3 separate regions of the Mus musculus genome follow, and all the other regions are linked to region 2. Evidence: chromatin loops called from intact Hi-C (ENCODE). Cell type or tissue: left cerebral cortex. All regions are shown on one strand. Region 1 has its middle 36 kb from the start of 1700063D05Rik. Region 2 holds the start of Mir100hg (Mir100 Mirlet7a-2 Mir125b-1 cluster host gene). Region 3 overlaps Mir100hg (Mir100 Mirlet7a-2 Mir125b-1 cluster host gene).

Region 1 (2,500 bases), 130 kb after region 2:
TTAGACCCTGTTAAGCAGAGTGTGGTGTCAAACACCTTTAATTCCAGCACTTAGAAGGCAGAGGCAGGCAGGCAGATCTCTACGAGTCTGAGTCATGGGTATTGTCTATATACTGAGTTCCAGGTCAGCCAGGGCTCTGCAGAGAAACCTTACATAGTAATAGTAGTAGTAGTAGTAGTAGTAGTAGTAGTAGTAGTAGTAGTAGTAGTAGTAGTAGTAAAGATACATGTGATACATAATAATAAAGATACATAATAATAATAATAAAGATACATGTGAGATACATGTATCTCACAGAATTTAATAAAATAGTACATACCTTACTTAAGAAGTTTTATTTCTTATTTAGCTATCCTAATAAGAATTAGGATAATTCTAATTATTTAGCTCAGCTATTATCATTTAAACATGAAAGGATTGTGTGTTTCTAGGACTACAAAATTCTAATCTCCAGATACGGTAATACTTTCTAAAGAACCTTTAAAATTCATCTACGTTCCCCCAGAATGCAACCTGCCTTTGCATGATATCCCTCCTCTTTTTTTTTTCCTGGTCCATTTTTGTATCCCATCCAAGTCCTTGCACATACTCCCGCTGCCCATTCTGAAGGCCCATCTCTCTGCTCATTGCTCTTGAAGTCTCCCATTGTCAGCCTTTCAAAAGTAATTTCTTCTTCTTTTAGGTTCCCATAATATACTATTCATACCAATATTCTCAAACTTGGATGTGATATGAAACTGTATTCTTAACATGCTCCCAAACAGAGTAGCCAAGTCTGTGGTGAAAATTCACATTCTCTCATTTACTAGAATAATAACTCTTAAAAGGGAGTTATTCTCACCTTTGTAACTTTCATAGTCTCAAACACAGGGCTATCTACTGTTAATTCTTAGTCAAACTTTGACTTTTCATCTCTTGACACATATATGTATCCAATTTCTAACCCGTTTGGGGGAAAAAAACACCTAACGTCTCTTTGAGGCTTTTATACTAATATAGCAAGCCCATTGCTCTGAAACTTCCGTAAATTTTTTAAGATTTGTTATATCTTTTTAATCATGTGTTCATGTGTGTCTGTGTGCTGATACATGTATAAGAGTGTGCATGCCTGCAGAGGCCAGCAGGGGGCGTCGGATCCCTTAGAACTGGTGGTACAGGTGGTTTGAAGGTGTCCAGTGTGGTGATGGGAGATGAACTCTCATTCTCGACAAAAGCAGCCAGTGCTCTAACCGTTGAGCCATCTCTCCAGCCTCTGAAACTTAGGTAATATTTTTCTGCATTCAGAAAGAATCACACTTAAGATTATCACTTATTTTGCTGAATTTTAAAATGTAGATTTGTGGAACTTTTCCTTTCCATTGCTGTCACAGTCCCTTCTGTTCTGAGTGGAAAGGGAGCGGGTGTGACGTGTTTTACGAGGTGAAAGATTATTACAGGTAAAACAGAAAAGCCTCTTTTCCAGGTTCTTATAAACGTAACAGAGTTTATGTATTTGAAAAGCATTGGAGACTTTTGCTTCCTTCCCCCAATGCCATGCCCCAAGGACTCCTGGGTACTGCCTGGCTAAGGCTACGTATCCTGTCACGTGACTGACAGCTCCAGCTATCCGCATCTAGATATTGTTTTGTATTGCAGGACTCCGCATATGTTTCCCCTTTGCAATAATGGCATCATGTCTCAGAAAGTCTCTTTTCACCAACCTAACCAGTGAATGTGTTCAGCAGGGCTTTGCAAATAAGTGATGAAGATAAAGCCATCCTGGTGCTGTTGCTCCAAACTCAAATGCTTGTTGAAGTGTCCTAACTTCATAGTGTAGTCCAAACTGTCACATCTGTGACTTCTGCCCTAACGCTGTAGCTGTCCACCAAGACAAACAACAACAAGGAGACAGAGTTTTTGCCCATCCGGTATGCATTTCTCCATATGAAGTATGATTGCCTTCTAGCCTTGGCCATTGACCGGAAGTGAGGCTGGCTGCTGTAGTTCGACCAGCACTCACAATGATATGTTGCCCAAAAACCCCGAAAACAGCAAAATCCTGAGATGTCCTCTTCTTTCACGATGCCTTTCCGAGTTTCTTGAAGGAAAGCTAACAAAATCCCTTTGCCTTGCCTCATTTGAAAAATAAAACTAACGTGACTAGCATCTTCGCTTTCCACTCCTGCCTTTGATCTTCCATCTAAAATGCGTTTCCCGTGTCTGCACATTATGCAAAATCCTGCCATTCTGAGTATCTTTCAAAAGATTATGGTTGTGTGCTGTTCTTCACTAAGCCCTGTATGTGTTTTGTTGGTGTTTGTCGTAAGTTGTAAACAAGTTGCCAGACACAGAAAAAATAAGGGACTCTTTTTTTGGCAGCTCTCAGCAGAAACCAAGAGATAATTTAGAACCTCGGAATGCACTGGGTGATAAGGATGATCTTAATGATTCCTCCCATGTTGCTAACACCTGCCTCTAATGTCACCATCAACGTTTGCTTATCTTACAAATACCTAATGAG
Region 2 (2,500 bases):
CAAGGGAGACTGAGCAGAGAAGAAAAGCAATAGAAAATGTTCAGCTGCAGAAAAGCATCCGGGGAGGTTCATTCTTCTCCACAGAGGAAAACACTTCAAGATTTACAGGCAGTCTGGATTTTGGCTAACATTGGGTTTGTTTGTTTGAGGGGGAGGGTGTGTGTGTGTGTGTGTGTGTGTGTGTGTGTGTGTGTGTGTGTGTGTGTGTGTGTGTGTTGTGGTGTTTGGTTGCTCGTGGAGAATAACAGCTTATGTTGGGCATGTCTGTATTCTGTATTGGTTAGTACTGAATGCATTCTGAGCTTACTCACCGTCTGAAATAAAATAAATAATTTTTTTTTATTTCGTTTTACAAAAACCTCCACATAACCTTTGGAAAAACAATGCACTGCCTTGGGTGGCCAAGGACACAGAAATACTGCTACTCTGAAACTCTGTGTGTGTGTGTGTGTGTGTGTGAGAGAGAGAGAGAGAGAGAGAGAGAGAGAGAGAGACTAGGTAACAATCGCTCTCCCTCACTTTCCGGTTTCCAGAGGAATGGTGTGCTCTGGAGCCCTTCATATGTGTGCTTTGTGCCTCTCCTTTCTCCTACATGGGAAATGGGATTTCTTTCATTAGTCCCTCTTGTTAGAATTAAAATCATTTTAAATGAGACACAAAGTATCTTGACGCTCTCTGACTCTGTAAAGGAGACAGTAGTCTCACCTGGAGACCCCCTTTTCTCAGCCAGGCTGGAGCAGGAGCACAGGCTGTCCTCTGGGGTCTTTCTCATCTCCCTTTTGAGATTATTATTCTAAAGAGCCATTTCTGTGTCCTCTCCTCTCGGGTACAATAGCTCAACAACCGTTTCAGTGTGTGAGGTAGCCCCAGAAGCTAAGACATTTGGAGCTGACATTCAAAAGAGAGACCCCCAAAACAACAAATCATTAAAAAAACAACAAAAAAAAAAACCCTGTTTACAGAGACAGGGAATGCGAGTCTAGCAAAGCTTTCCTAATGAGAGGAAGTGTTACAAATCCTGAGAGAGATTCAAATCAGAATAGATCGAGGATAGAGAGGGGCTAGGAAAACCCCTCAACCCCTGGGCACTTAGAAAAAAACCTAACAAGGTTGAGGAGAAGAAAGGAAATGTGCAAAATAGCCAGCGAGGTGACCCACCGTCCTGCGTGCGCCTTGACTCTTGCCGAGGGGAGTAACAGCCACAGCAGTGACATCGGAGTTCTAGCGGGTCAGGTGCCACCTCTGCCCAGCGCTCTCGCCCTCCCCGGCAGGATAGAAAACCATGCTCGAGACAGAGAAGGAGCAAACAGGCGCCACCGCCAAGTCACGGACCCCCATCAGCACCGGCTGGTCTCTGAAAGCCTTGGATCAAGGGTCCCATTCAAAGGCAACGAGGAAGCAGACAGTGGCAAATCAGACCCTGGCGGGCCTTCTGGAATAATTTAACTCCTCGCTCCAGCATTTAGATGGGGATAGCAAGAAACACAGGCGAGAGCTCCTTCACACCGAGGCGCGAGCATATGCCTGCATCTCGGTGGATGTATTTTTAGACACGCTGTCATGGGCAAGGCAGCCTGCGACAGCTTTTGCTTCCCAATGTGGGTGCCGCCTTCTCTGCAGCCTGAAAGCAGCTGAGAGAGCCCAGGGTAGCCATACACATCTCTCAGCAAGCCAAAGGTCAGGCAGGAGAAGAGCACACCCACCCCCAACCATAAGCCATTGTCCCTGTGCTCAGAAAGCAGTCGAAACATTTTCAAGATGTGTTCTAGAAGGAGGGTCATGTGCTGTGGCCGTGTGTGCACTTCCTGTCTTTGCAGGCTGAAAGCATTAGCAGGATTCAGACACACCTTGGGGAAGAAAATTCTAGCATAGGCCCGCCCAGAAGAATAAAAACATTAGGCTGGACATGTGTTATTAATAACACATACTAAACTTTTCAATGCATCCAAACCATATTATTCTAGAAAAAAAAAAATAAAGATGAGTGACCCTTTGTGGTAGATTTAAATGTGCTGTGAAAATCTGGGTATCTAGCCTGAAATTTTTAAATAATAAACTCTCATCTCATTAAAATACAATAAACTACTACACAAATACCTGGGCATTACTTTGTGAACCAAAGCAACCAAGTCTAGTGTGTTCTAATCTGATCTGGAGATTTTTGCCCCCAATGACATATTTTAGAAGACCCCCTTAAATTTTTCATATTAACGTACTTATGAAATATGTATGCAGACATACCTGATGTATGTAAAAATTCTCAAGTTAATTTGAATTTATGGGAAAAAAATCTTTTGGAAGAGTAGGTTAAGCAATCAACATAGCAAGATAACCATAAACAAAATCTCTAACTACATACCAGTGTCTCTGGGGTTTCATATATTCTGAGAATGGGGAGTGGAAATAAGCCAAAGCAACCTTGTAACATGCAACATTGTAAATAAAACTGCTTAAGACATGAGCAAAATGTCTGCCTTCCACATTGGGGAGTCTCTCTTTT
Region 3 (2,500 bases), 210 kb before region 2:
CCACCAGGTATAATATAAGGAGAGAAAGGAGGAAGAAGAAAAAAAAAAAAGACTCCCTGAGCCGTTTATCACTCTGCAATCTCTGCCGTTCTCCACATCCCATTATAACGAATGAAGAGAAAAGACTATGGTCAGCCAGAAAATGGGCCCCAAATACAGTCACTGCTCTTCCAAATACCGTCCATGGTTTCCCCACCCTGGGCCCTTTTAGCCTGAAAGAATAAGTTTGCTTAAATCTGTGAGGAGATTAAATAGACTGGTGATAGAAATTAATTCTGCCGAATGAGCAAATGCATTCGAGTTGCCCAGATGCAAATAAGATAGATAATACTTTTCTTTGCCTTTGACATGCTAGGCGGATTAGTTTAGAATGTTAAATCTGATTTTATTAGAATATATTAGCAGTGTTTTAATTAATACCAATCAAACGTTTTTCTTTCCCTGGGGCTTGATATGTTCCTAACACTTTCTAAATCATCTGTTTTCCCCTCCAGAAAAAAAAAAAAAGAAAAAAAAAACAGAAAAACCCTACAAAATCACCAAATCACCCTTTGTTACAGTCGCTCAATTCTAATCTCACTGCGTTCTGTGGGAAGCCATAAACTTTTTGTATAAAGGTGTTTTTGCCCATAAATTTCATTCCAGGTGCCAGATTTTAAAATGAGTTACTGTTTCTCTAGCATGCCTCCTTAAAGAAGAAAGGAAGAAAGAAAGAAGAAAGAAAGAAAGAAAGAAAGAAAGAAAGAAAGAAAGAAAGAAAGAAAGGAAGAAAGAAAGAAAGAAGAAAGAAAGAAAAAAGAAAGAAAGAAAGAAAGAAAAAAGAAGGTAGAAAGGAAGGAAAGAAGGAAGGAAGGAAGGAAGGAAGGAAGCGAGCAATTAGAGATTTGAAAATTAAGCATTTTCTGTATTTTTCTTTGAGGGGCAAGATATTGCAAAACGGGTTTCAGCTGGTTCCTCTTGTTATCAGTGGGCTTGCTTAAGCTGTTAAATTTCAACTGCATTGATTTTGAACAGACCAAAAAAAAAAAAAAAAAAAAGCAAGACTTTTTAAAAAGGAGGTGGTTTTGTGTGTGTGTCTGTGTCTGTGTGTTTCAGCTAGGTAAAAAATGGTGAGCCACTGAGCCCTGTGAACTGAATTCTAACTGTGCTCCTAGGAGGCACAGGAGAGCGTTCCACTCATTATCCCCCCCTTTCTCTCCAGCTTCCTGTCCTCCTGCGCCCTGAGCTCCAGTTCCCTGTCTCTTTTCTTCCCCCAGTGCACCCCCACTGCAGCTCCCAGCCTTATTTTTTTTTTTTATCTGCCAGGCTGGATTTGCGCTTTTAAAGATCAGTATCAATAATAGCCTGCTTGTTTCGGTTACACTCTCCCTCTAAAAAGACAGTCCCCACTAATTGATGCGTCTGGGCTAGTCTAGACTGGTAGTGATTGAACCAACCACCAATTATGTTATTCATTTCACTGAACTTCACTGATGGGCTCCATGAGGAAGAGGGGCTGTTGAGAAACCTGCCCTTGCAATGAAGCAGTTGCCTGCTAAAATATAAAAACCTGTGTGTCACACGCCCTGCTGAATGCCTGAGCACCCTGCTTTAGTCTGAGAGTGGGAGGAATCCACTAGAAAGCCTGGGGAAAAGAGAAGTGCCCCAGAGTACAAACCGAAACATTTGCTATTAGTTATGTCTTCCGATCATTTGAAATCACAGAGAAATTACAGCTATCATAGCTTTATTGATCATGCACCCGTTTTCTATCAGATAGGCTGCGTACATATCTTGCCTTCAAAAGCACCAAATGTCTGCCGGTCTTTTGCATGTATGATGTGAGTATATATATTGCCCATGAGTTAAACTGTTGTACTGCCATAATTTCTACATAGCTATACATACGCATTGGCTGAAATGGGGTGGGGAATCGTTAATTATTTTATATAAACTCACGGGCAATCACTTACAGAACTGTAAGCTTTGAAGCACATTCCACCAAATGCTGCCAAGTAATAGTTAAATTACAGCCGCACAGGAGGTTTCAACAAAAGACACAGCACAGTTGTTACACACTTCTCAGTTCAGCGTTCTGATACAAAATGCTTTCTTGACTGCAGTTTGGATTAAAATGAGTCAAATTGCGATAAATGCTTAAAAAAAAAAAAAGAAATCGCAAACAGTTTCCTTCACCTTCCACTCCGTGTGCACAATGAGGCTATTCCAAAATCTTTCCAAGAAGAAAGCATTGGGGGTCTGGGTTGATTTAGGTATTTTTTCCAAAAATGAAGAGAAAGGTTGGGCTGAGGAGAGTAAAACGGTTTAAAGGAAACCACACACCCAGAATTTTCTATAACAAAGACAAGGTAAAGCACCTCGTCCTTCTCTCCCAGTGTGAGGTGGAACTGAGGTGTGGGACTCCCCCTGCCATGGAAAGTTACAATCTCAGAAAACTACAAAGTAGGAAATGCTCACAATCGCCTCGAGAGGGGATTATTTTGAAATGGGGTTTGATATT

What was found. Peaks named below come from ENCODE experiments on the same cell type or tissue, not always from the same donor. Only the 100,000 strongest peaks of a DNase experiment are listed, where the experiment ranks them.
Region 1: a loop joins it to region 2, with 2.1 times the contacts of the local background. A loop is called at or near these places in 7 of 42 quality-filtered maps.
Region 3: it touches region 2 in a loop (10-fold over the local background); 6 of 42 quality-filtered maps call a loop at or near these places.

Annotation. Positions count from the first base shown.
Region 1 is chr9:41,241,200-41,243,699 of GRCm38, reverse strand. No RefSeq gene overlaps it. Among named protein-coding and RNA genes, the nearest start is that of 1700063D05Rik, 36 kb to the right of the region's middle. In left cerebral cortex, a CTCF peak has its summit at 1,113 (motif pointing right); no DNase peak of the experiment used is centred here.
Region 2 is chr9:41,375,335-41,377,834 of GRCm38, reverse strand. It overlaps Mir100hg (Mir100 Mirlet7a-2 Mir125b-1 cluster host gene), which reads right to left and starts at 1,309. Exons shown (of 5, transcript NR_131928.1): 1 at 1,159-1,309. In left cerebral cortex, a CTCF peak has its summit at 1,420; DNase peaks (open chromatin) are centred at 6, 575 and 1,500; H3K4me3 peaks cover 1,666 bases; H3K27ac peaks cover 2,403 bases.
Region 3 is chr9:41,582,930-41,585,429 of GRCm38, reverse strand. The region is part of intron 4 of Mir100hg (Mir100 Mirlet7a-2 Mir125b-1 cluster host gene); the gene reads right to left. Among named protein-coding and RNA genes, the nearest start is that of Mir125b-1, 2.3 kb to the right of the region's middle. In left cerebral cortex, no CTCF peak of the experiment used is centred here; DNase peaks (open chromatin) are centred at 229, 1,272 and 1,526; H3K4me3 peaks cover 2,500 bases; H3K27ac peaks cover 2,500 bases.